2 separate regions of the Homo sapiens genome follow, and region 1 is linked to region 2. The links are chromatin contacts, found by Hi-C or POLR2A ChIA-PET in ENCODE. All regions are on one chromosome and are shown on one strand. Each heading gives the region's core, a stretch centred on a gene start or an enhancer-like site at or near the end of the contact. The rest is flanking DNA. Distances are from core to core; before and after follow the strand shown.

Evidence for each region. Hi-C counts contacts between places; a loop is a spot of excess contacts on that map. ChIA-PET counts read pairs that join two places held with the same protein, here RNA polymerase II (POLR2A). Pooled maps may share reads with other maps.
Region 1: a pooled map shows a loop between it and region 2 (7-fold over the local background). The contact joins two enhancer-like sites. A Hi-C loop is called at or near these places in 1 of 168 maps with a recorded cell type or tissue (GM12878), 33 of 37 single-sample maps with no recorded cell type and 7 of 50 pooled maps. POLR2A ChIA-PET finds 5 or more read pairs at or near these places in 2 of 52 experiments (GM12878 and OCI-LY7).

Annotation. Positions count from the first base shown.
Region 1 is chr2:62,143,699-62,148,570 of GRCh38, forward strand. It overlaps the pseudogene RPSAP26. Among named protein-coding and RNA genes, the nearest start is that of B3GNT2, 50 kb to the right of the region's middle. Within about 2 kb of position 2,118, at least 3 of the 41 ENCODE cell types and tissues checked have a DNase peak (open chromatin) inside an H3K27ac peak, as active enhancers do; they include GM12878 and OCI-LY7, where a contact is called at or near this core.
Region 2 is chr2:61,992,637-61,997,385 of GRCh38, forward strand. All of the region lies in intron 1 of COMMD1 (copper metabolism domain containing 1), which reads left to right. Among named protein-coding and RNA genes, the nearest start is that of COMMD1, 89 kb to the left of the region's middle. Within about 2 kb of position 3,040, at least 2 of the 41 ENCODE cell types and tissues checked have a DNase peak (open chromatin) inside an H3K27ac peak, as active enhancers do; they include GM12878 and OCI-LY7, where a contact is called at or near this core.

The DNA of each region.
Region 1 (4,872 bases), core at 868-3,367, 150 kb after region 2:
GGAAAAAACTGACCCTTCTCTTCATCAGTTCTTATAGATGTAATTTCAACAAATGGGAAAGGATAATGCAAAACCCTTCCTTGTCCCTGTACACATGGGGAAGAGTTGAACAAAATGCTAGGGGAATTTGGCTCTGAAGGTCCCTGAATAGCTTGAGAGCTCTCACTGGGGACCCATCCCTGGGAGAATCAACTTGCATCACCTTTGGGCAACCACCCCTGGAACCATAACAGAAGGGGCAAGACCAAGCAAGTCCCTATTGCCTTGAGTGAGTCCTGGAAGAAAGTGGTTACTGGGGTAACCACAGCCTGTGCCATTCTTTACAGCCCAAATGCCATCCCTAGTTTTGCACCTAGAAGTTTAGCCATTAATTGTGTTCATAGATTTAGGGGTCCATGTGCATGTTTGATACTTTAGGTATATTGTGTGATGCTGACATTTGGCATATGAATGATTCTGTCACCCGGGTAGTGAACATAGTACCCAGTAGTTAGTCTTTCAACCCCAGTAGTCCCTAGTAGCTATTATTGCCGTCTTTATGTCTATAAGAATCCACAGTTTAGCTCCCACTTGTAACATGTGGTATTTGGTTTTCTGTTCTTGCATTAATTTGCTTAGGATAATGGCCTCCAGCTGCATCCATGTCGCTGCAAAGGATACGATTTTATTCTCTTTTATGGCTGTGTGATTTTTTCCCCCCCAGCTATTCTGGGAGCTACTCTCTTTAGGGTACCTTCGCATATGTAGTACGTTTTTCTCCTGTTAATCTGTGTATTGTCAGTTGATTCACAGGCCACCGACCAATTGGACCTAAATTGGTAGAGAAGTTTTTTCTCCCAACAGTTTATATAAATTTAGTTTATTAATTTTAACTGCTGCATAGTGTTCCATTTAGAATAGGCTGGAGGTTTTTGTTTTTGAGTTTCCTATTATAAACCAAAAACAAAATTCTAATCTCCCCAACCAACTGAATGTACCCCCTCAGCCAAGGGGATCCCAAAAAAAACCTGAAAAAGTTCAGGCCATGACAGGAAGAGGGGTGGTTAGAAGTTCAGGCCATGACAGGAAGAGAGGGGGAAGGTCTCATTATATACCCTTCTCTTTTTGGAGTTTAGACCCAACTGACCAGCATTAACATTAAAACAGAGATTTTAAGACCGACAAAACAGACTCTTTGTAGCAATAAGATCAAATTCCAACCTGACTCTGATGTAACATCTCATGACAGACAGCAGGCCCGGAAGGAGATCAGAATATTTTACCCCAAAATATATTTCTTCGACATACTTTGAATGGCCCTGCAAAGCTGTCCCTTGTGGGGGAAATTTGCATTTTTTTAGAGAATCTCCTTCCTCTACTAGGTTTTTCCACAGAGTTTGACACCTTTTAGGTCAGATAAGAGACTGTCACATCTATTATCTCTGAAGCTTGTTCTTTGGAGGTTTCACCTACATGACAAAAACCTTGGCTTCCAAAACATTCCCCCCTTACCATAACTCAAGCTGACTTCAACTCTTCACTCAGAGCTTAACTCTTTGAACCAACTGCCAGTCAGGAAATCTCTCAATCCACCTGTGACCTAGAAACAGCCCCCAACTCCCACTTTGAGATGTCCCCCTATTCCAGGCCAAAACCAATGTATACCTTCCATGTATTGATTTATGTCTTTGCCCATAACTTCTGTCTCCCTAAAACCAAGCCGCAATCCCACCATCTTGGGCACATGTTCTCAGGACCTCCTGAGGCTGCAGCATGGGCCACGGTCCTTAACCTTGGCAAAGTAAACGTCTTAATCAATTGAGACCTGTCTCAGATGCTTTTTGGTTTACACTATCAATGAGTGGGTTTTTAGGTTGTCTTCAATTTTCCATTGCAAATAATGCTGCTGTGAACATCCTTGAACATGCATCCCTGTTTACATGTACAAATATATCTTAGAAAACAGGAATACTGTATCATGGGTTATGTGCTTTTTCTTTCTTTCTTTCTTTTTTTTATTGTAGACACTGTCAAATAGACTTTAGAGTACTAATAAATGTTTAACAACCAGTCTTCCAAAAAGAGGAAGTGGGGCTGATTTGTAGCATTTGCCAATTTCCATGGTGTGAATTCTTCCACCATGGCCGATTTCAAACTACTAATGAGACATGAATGCACAATCAGCTCTGTTAGCTGGTATGAAGTGGCTCCAGCATAGTTCTCAGAATCTCTCAAACTCAGAATGCATATAAATATTGGCAAATAGCCCTCTAAAGTAGCCCAACCAATGTATACTTTCACAAGCAGTGTATGAGAATATCTACAGTCATGCTCCGCGTAACGATGTTTCAGTCAATGACAGATGACATGTGTGACAATGGTCCCATAAGATTATAATGGAGCTGAAAAATTCCCATCACTAGTGTCATAGCACATTATTTATGTGTTTGTGGTGATGCTGGTATAAATAAACTACTGCACTGCCAGTCATATAAAAATATAACACAATTATGTGCAATACATAATACTTGATAATAAGTGTGTTACTGGTTTATGTACTTACTATACTGTGCTTTTTATCTTTTAAGTATACTCTCTACTTATTAAAAAAAAAAAAAAGTCCTTTCCACGCTACCTGCAGAGGGGTCCATACGGCGTTGTTCTGGATTCCCATCGTAACTTAAAGGGAAACTTTCACAATGTCCGGAGCCCTTGATGTCCTGCAAATGAAGGAGGAGGATGTCCTTAAGTTCCTTGCAGCAGGAACTCACTTAGGTGGCACCAATCTTGACTTCCAGATGGAACAGTACATCTATAAAAGGAAAAGTGATGGCATCTATATCATAAATCTGAAGAGGACCTGGGAGAAGCTTCTGCTGGCAGCTCGTGCTATTGTTGCCATTGAAAACCCTGCTGATGTCAGTGTTATATCCTCCAGGAATACTGGCCAGAGGGCCGTGCTAAAGTTTGCTGCTGCCACTGGAGCCACTCCAATTGCTGGCCGCTTCACTCCTGGAACCTTCGCTAACCAGATCCAGGCAGCCTTCCGGGAGCCACGGCTTCTTGTGGTTACTGACCCCAGGGCTGACCACCAGCCTCTCATGGAGGCATCTTATGTTAACCTACCTACCATTGCGCTGTGTAACACAGATTCTCCTCTGCACTATGTGGACATTGCCATCCCATGCAACAACAAGGGAGCTCACTCAGTGGGTTTGATGTGGTGGATGCTGGCTCGGGAAGTTCTGCGCATGCGTGGCACCATTTCCTGTGAACACCCATGGGAGGTCATGCCTGATCTGTACTTCTACAGAGATCCTGAAGAGATTGAAAGAGAAGAGCAGGCTGCTGCTGAAAAGGCAGTGACCAAGGAGGAATTTCAGGGTGAATGGACTGCTCCAGCTCCTGAGTTCACTGTTACTCAGCCTGAGGTTGCAGACTGGTCTGAAGGTGTACAGGTGCCCTCTGTGCCTATTCCCTACTGAAGACGGGAGCGCTCAGCCTGCCACGGAAGACTGGTCTGCAGCTCCCACTGCTCAGGCCACTGAATGGGTAGGAGCAACCACTGACTGGTCTTAAGCTGTTCTTGCATAGGCTCTTAAGCAACATGGAAAAATGGTTGATGGAAAATAAACATCAGTTTCTAAAAAAAAAAAAAGTTAACTGTAAAACAACCTCAGGCAGGTCCTTCAGGAGGGATTCCAGAAGAAGGCAGTGTTATCATAGGAGATGACAGCTCTATGCGCGTATTGCCCCTGGAGACCGTCCAGTGGGACAAGATGTAGAGGTGGAAGACAGTGATATTGATGATCCCGACCCTGTGTACACCTAGGCTAATGTGTATTTGTGTCCTGGTTTTTGACAAGAAAAAATTAAAAAGTAAATAAATTTTTAAAAATTTTAATAGGAAAAAAGCTTACAGAATGAGACTATAAAGAAAATATTTTTATACAGCTGTACAGTGTGTTTGTGTTTTCAGATAAGTGTTATTAAAAGAGAGCCAAAAAGTTAATTACAGTGAACTAAGGTTAAATTTATTGAAGAAAAATTTTTTAATTTAGTGTAGCATAAGTGTATAGTGTAAAGTCTACAGTAGGGTACAGTAATGTCCTAGGCCTTCACATTCACTGACATCTCACACACTGACTCACCTAGAGAAACTTCCAGTCTTGCAAGCTCCATTCAGATAAATACCCTAGACAGGTATACCATTTTTTATCTTTTACACCGTATTTTTACTGTATCTTTTCTGTGTTTAGACAGACAAATACCATTGTGTTACAGTTGTCTACAGTATTCAGTACAGCAACATGCTGTACAGGTTTGTAGCCCATAAACTCTACCATGTAAGTAGGCTGTACTGTCTAGGTTTGTGTAAGTACTCTGTGATGTTCACACAATGATGAAATTGCCTAATGATGCACTGCTCAGGATGTATCCCCGTCATTAAGCAACGATGACTGTATTTCCCATTATCCTTGTCAGTGCTTGGTAATACCATAATTTTTGCCAGTATGATGAGTCAAAACTCATTTTTGCATTTTTCCCAATCATTGGTGAGATTGAGCGTTTTTGTTTTTCTTTTATGTCTTTGCTACTTTTATTTCCCTTTCCATGAAATGGTCTTTTGCCTTTTGCCTGGTTTTCTTTTCTTTCTTTCTTTTGAGACAGGGTCTCGCTCTATCGCCCAGGCTGGAGGGCAGTGGCATGCGATGACAGCTCACTGCAGCCTCAACCTCAGGTGATTCTCCTATCCCAAGCCTCGCAAGTAGCTGGGGCTACAGGTGTGCGCCACCATGCCCAGCTAATTTTTTGTTACTTTTATAGAGACGGGGTTTCACTCTGTTGCCCAGGCTGGAGTACAGTGGCGCCATCCCGTCTCACTGCAACCTC
Region 2 (4,749 bases), core at 1,790-4,289:
TATTGAAGGATGCCGAACATCCCTAGCTCATGCTCACTTAATGCGAACAGCACTCCCTCCAATCACTGTGAAACCAAATGTAGCCTCCACCATTTCTCAGGTGCCTTTGGGAGGGCAATACTACCTGGTTGAGAACCACTGTTTTGGTTTATCAGTTTTCAAATTTTTATTCCTCTGCGACACATTTAACAGATAGTAATACATGCATAATATAGTTCTATGCAGAGTTCCTGTGTTTTTAATTTTCTTTTTTTCTTCCATTCAAGTAAACAATTAAAATGAGGGAGGTAATTGTTTAATATAAGGATACTTTGAAAACCCTCTGATTTATACTTATAAAAATCTTTACAAACATTAATACTTGTACTACTACTACTGCTAACTATATTATGTACAACTTACCTTATACCTCATAGGAGAGTGCTTCACACCATCCTGCCTGACCACCACTGAAGCAAGTAATAGTCAGCCATGGGATAACTTTAAACAAGCAAGTGCCAGCATCCTATATTTATATTATAGATAGATCACTTTGATAGTGGTATAGAAGATAGACTTGAGGGAGTCCACACTTAGTTTAGGTTCAAGATAGTGAGGGCTTCTACCAGCTAGTAGGGACAGATCAGAGGGGACATATTATTAGAGAATTATTTCAGATGTAACAATCAGTAGAACTTGACAACTGAAAGTTACAGGCATTTGTTTTTCTTTTTCTTTTCGAACTCATTTTACTGCCAGAGGCATTTGTTTTTAACACTTTGTTGCCTGCCAGAATCACTTTGGAAGCTTTTTAACAATACCAGTGCCTAGGCTTTACTCCATAATTCCTGGAAATCAGAATTTCTGGGATAATAGCTGGGCGCTGATATTTTAAAATTGTACTTCAGGATTCTAATGTGCAGCCAGTGTTGAAAACCACTGATTCAAGATGTGGAAGAGAGAGAAGAATAAAGGATGAGTACCAGGCTGTCAGCCTAGGCTGCCAGTAGATGGAAGTAGTGTGCTGTGAACAGTATCTGTTTTATGGTAGCTATTCAAATATTTCTTAAGTGAAAATTGATGACTTTGAACCTAAACCAAAATCAATTTCTCATTTAATTTTTGATTGTTCTAAATTTGGATGAATTGACCCTAGTTCAAGATATTATTGACTGGAACCCAACCAAAATAACTTTTGTCACAGATGAAATTATATCAGAATGGATATCTCTTGATATTATTTGAGAAGAAGAATGATACAAATTACCTGAGTTGTGACATAATATTGTGAAGCAAGGTGTCAGTGGAAATAATTTGACTTAATTATAGTATATTATACAAAATAATTCCTTCCTTCCTTCCTTCCTTCTTTCCTTCTTTCTTTCTTTCTTGGCGGAGTCTCGCTCTGTCACCCAGGCTGAAGTGCAGTGGCGCAATCTTGGCTCACTGCAACCTTCGCCTCCCGGGTTCAAGCGATTCTCCTGCATCGGCCTCTCGAGTAGGTGGGATTACAGGCACCTGCCACCACCCCCGGCTAATTTTTGTATTGTTAGTGGAGATGGGATTTCTCCATGTTGGTCAGTCTGGTCATGAACTCCTGACCTCAGATGACCTGCCCACCTCAGCCTCCCAAAGTGCTGGATTACAGGTGTGAGCCACCACGCCCAGCCTGTATTTGTATTGATTGGCATAGCCAGAGGTTTGGGGTCCTGCTATCTGGTAAATAGGCAGATATTCAGTAAATGTTTATTGAATTGTAATGTGAAATATCTTTAATGTACCAGAAAGTTGTAATATTTACCATATAATTTTTTATATTAATGAAGAAATGAAAGACAGCTTGTTTTTCTTTCAGCTCCAGTCTCACTTGCTCTGCCTGTGTTCTACTTGGTGTTGTTACCTTTACATTCTTCTGTTCCCACTGCCACCACCCTCTTTTAGTCAAGACTCTTGGTTCCAAATGATAGGAATACAGCTTAAATTGAATAGTTGATGGAATTTTGGGTTGTCTGTAGGAAGGATGCTGAGATAGCATTATAGAATTGCAGGAAGGCCTGCAGGAACTAGGGTCTTGGGAACTATAAAACAGGGATATCACCCCATTAAAATCCACTCTCACTTCATTCTATTTTCTTGCAGACATGCTTTTGCCAAAAGGTCCAAGAAAATGCTGTCTGTAACTCCAGCCTCATGTCCTTCTTATACTATGACCCAAAAAGACAAGATCATTTCTCCTGCCCTAAATTGGGACCAGTCAGTGCGCCCAGAGAAAGGAGGATATTGTGATCTGTCTGGTTTGGAGCTTATGCCAGTCCCCATGGCCACTAGCAGATAGGGGCATAGCAAAGAAGAGGCAAGGGGAGGCTTACCCTGGGGACTAAGTTATTAACTGCTGCTGTCCTCTCCTAGGCTCCATTGCCCTAGCCCTCTGAAAATTTTTCACTTCAGTCCAACTACTTACTGTTATCAGATTCAGCTTAAAATTTTTTTTTCATTAAAAACATTTTTAAAAGAGAGACAGGGTTTTGCTGTGTTTTCCAGGCTGGTCATTGTCAACCTCCAGGGCTTGAACAATACTCCTGCCTCAGCCTCTGGAGTAGCTGGGACTGCAGGCGTGTGACACCACACTGGCCAGATTCAGCGTTCTAAACCACACGTTGCATCATGATTTCCCAGTTACCTAGCCTTTAGTGGCCCCTCATTACGTATATATAACAATGTCTAAACTTGATGTACTTTAATCTGGCTCCAGACTGCCTTCTCAATCTTATCTCTCAGTTTTTCTATTCACTGTTAAACTGAGCTAGTTGGCCTTCTAAGTTCTGAGAACACTTACATATTCCTCACTCAGTCATCTAAACTTTAAGTAAAAAATTTGTGGTAATACTCTTCAAATCATTGTTTGATGTCTCAGGATCTCTGAAGGCCAGCAACTGAAGCATTGTAGCTACTCATTAGGGACTGGCATCTCTGTATCATTGTTGACAGAATGTACCAGTTTACATTTTTTTCAGTGGTAGTGATACCGAGTCTACTTCTCTGTGTAGTCACTTGTGACAGCTAATCAGAGGGAAACCTGGCTTAACTGTTGAGGCTTTGGCCCTGCACTTATCTCATGGTGCTTTCAGAAAAATCAGTTGACTGCTTGAAGCTTCAGTTTCCTTTTCTGTAAGTTGAGAGTGAAGAGCACTATAATACTATCATCTACCTCATTGCCTTTGAAAATTGATTATGAGGGTCAAGTGCAGTAATACAGACATACCTCGGAAATACCTTGGGTTTGGTTCCAGGTGGCCACAATAAAGTGAATAATGCAATTAAGCGAGTCACATGAATTTTTTTGTTTCCTAGTGCATTAAAGTTGTGTTTATACTATACCATACCATATCATACTACACTATATTAAGTGTGTAAGAACACTGTGTCTTTAAAAGCAGTATACATACTTTAATTAAGGGATACTTTATTACTATTCAAGAGGCTGAAGTCAGAGGATTACTTGAGCCCAGGAGTTTGAGGCTGCAGTGAGCTATGGTTGTGCTCCTGCACTCCAGCCTGAGTAACAGAGACCCCATCTCCCAAAAAAAACCTAAAAACTTTATTGCTAAAAAATGCTAATGATTACCTGAGCCTTCATCTAGTCATATTCTTTTTGCTGGTGGAGGGTCTTGCCTTGATGTCTTGTTTTTGTTTTCTAAATGTGTGTGTGTGTGTGTGTGTGTGTGTGTGTGTGTGTGTGTGTCAGAAGTGGGATTTGAATTGCCTTGATGTCAGTGGCTGCTTACTGATCAGAGTGGTGATTGCTGAAAGTTGGGGTGGCTGTGGCAATTTCTTAAATAACACAACAATGAGATTGTTGCATCCGTGGACTCTCCCTTTCATGAAAGATTTCTCTGTAGCATGTGATGCTGTTTGATAGCATTTTACCCACAGTAGAACCTCTTTCCAAATTGGAGTCAGTTCTCTCCAACCCTGCTGCTGCTTTATCAACTAAGTTTCTGTAATGTTCTAAGTCCTTTGTTGTCACTTCAACAATGTTCACAACATCTTTACTAGGACTAGATACCAAGAAACCACTTTGTTTACTCCTCCATAAGGAGTAACTTCTTATCCATTCAAGTTTGATCATAAGATTGCAGCAATTCAATCACATCTTCAGATTTCACTTCTAATTCTTGTTCTCTTGCTGTTTTCACCACATATGCAGTTACTTCCTCCACTGAAATCTTGGACTCCTCGAAGTCATCCATGAGGGATGGAATCAACTTCTTCCAAACTCCCTTTAATGTGGATATTTTGACATTCTTCTATGAATCGTGAATGTTCTTAATGGCACTTAGAATGGTGAATCCTTTCCTGAAGGTTTTCAGTTTATTCTGCCTGGATCCATTAGAGTAATCACTGTCTATGGCAGCTATAGCCTTACAAAATGTATTTCTTTCTTTTTTTTTTTTTTTCTTTTTAGACAGGGTCTTGCTGTGTCACCCAGGCAGGAGTGCAATGGTGCCATCTTGGCTTATGCAGCCTTGACCCCCTGTGTTCACAGTGATCCTCCCACCTCAGCCTTCTAAGTAGCTGGGACCACAGATGCGTACTACCCCGCTTGGCTAGTTTTTTTGTATTTTTTGTAAAAACGTGGTCTTGCCATGTTGCCCAGAATGGTCTTGAACTCCCAGGCTCAAGCAATCTGCCCACCTCGGCCTCCCAAGTGCTGAGATTATAGGCTTGAGCCACTATGCCTGGTCACAAAATGTATTTCTTAAAAAAAAA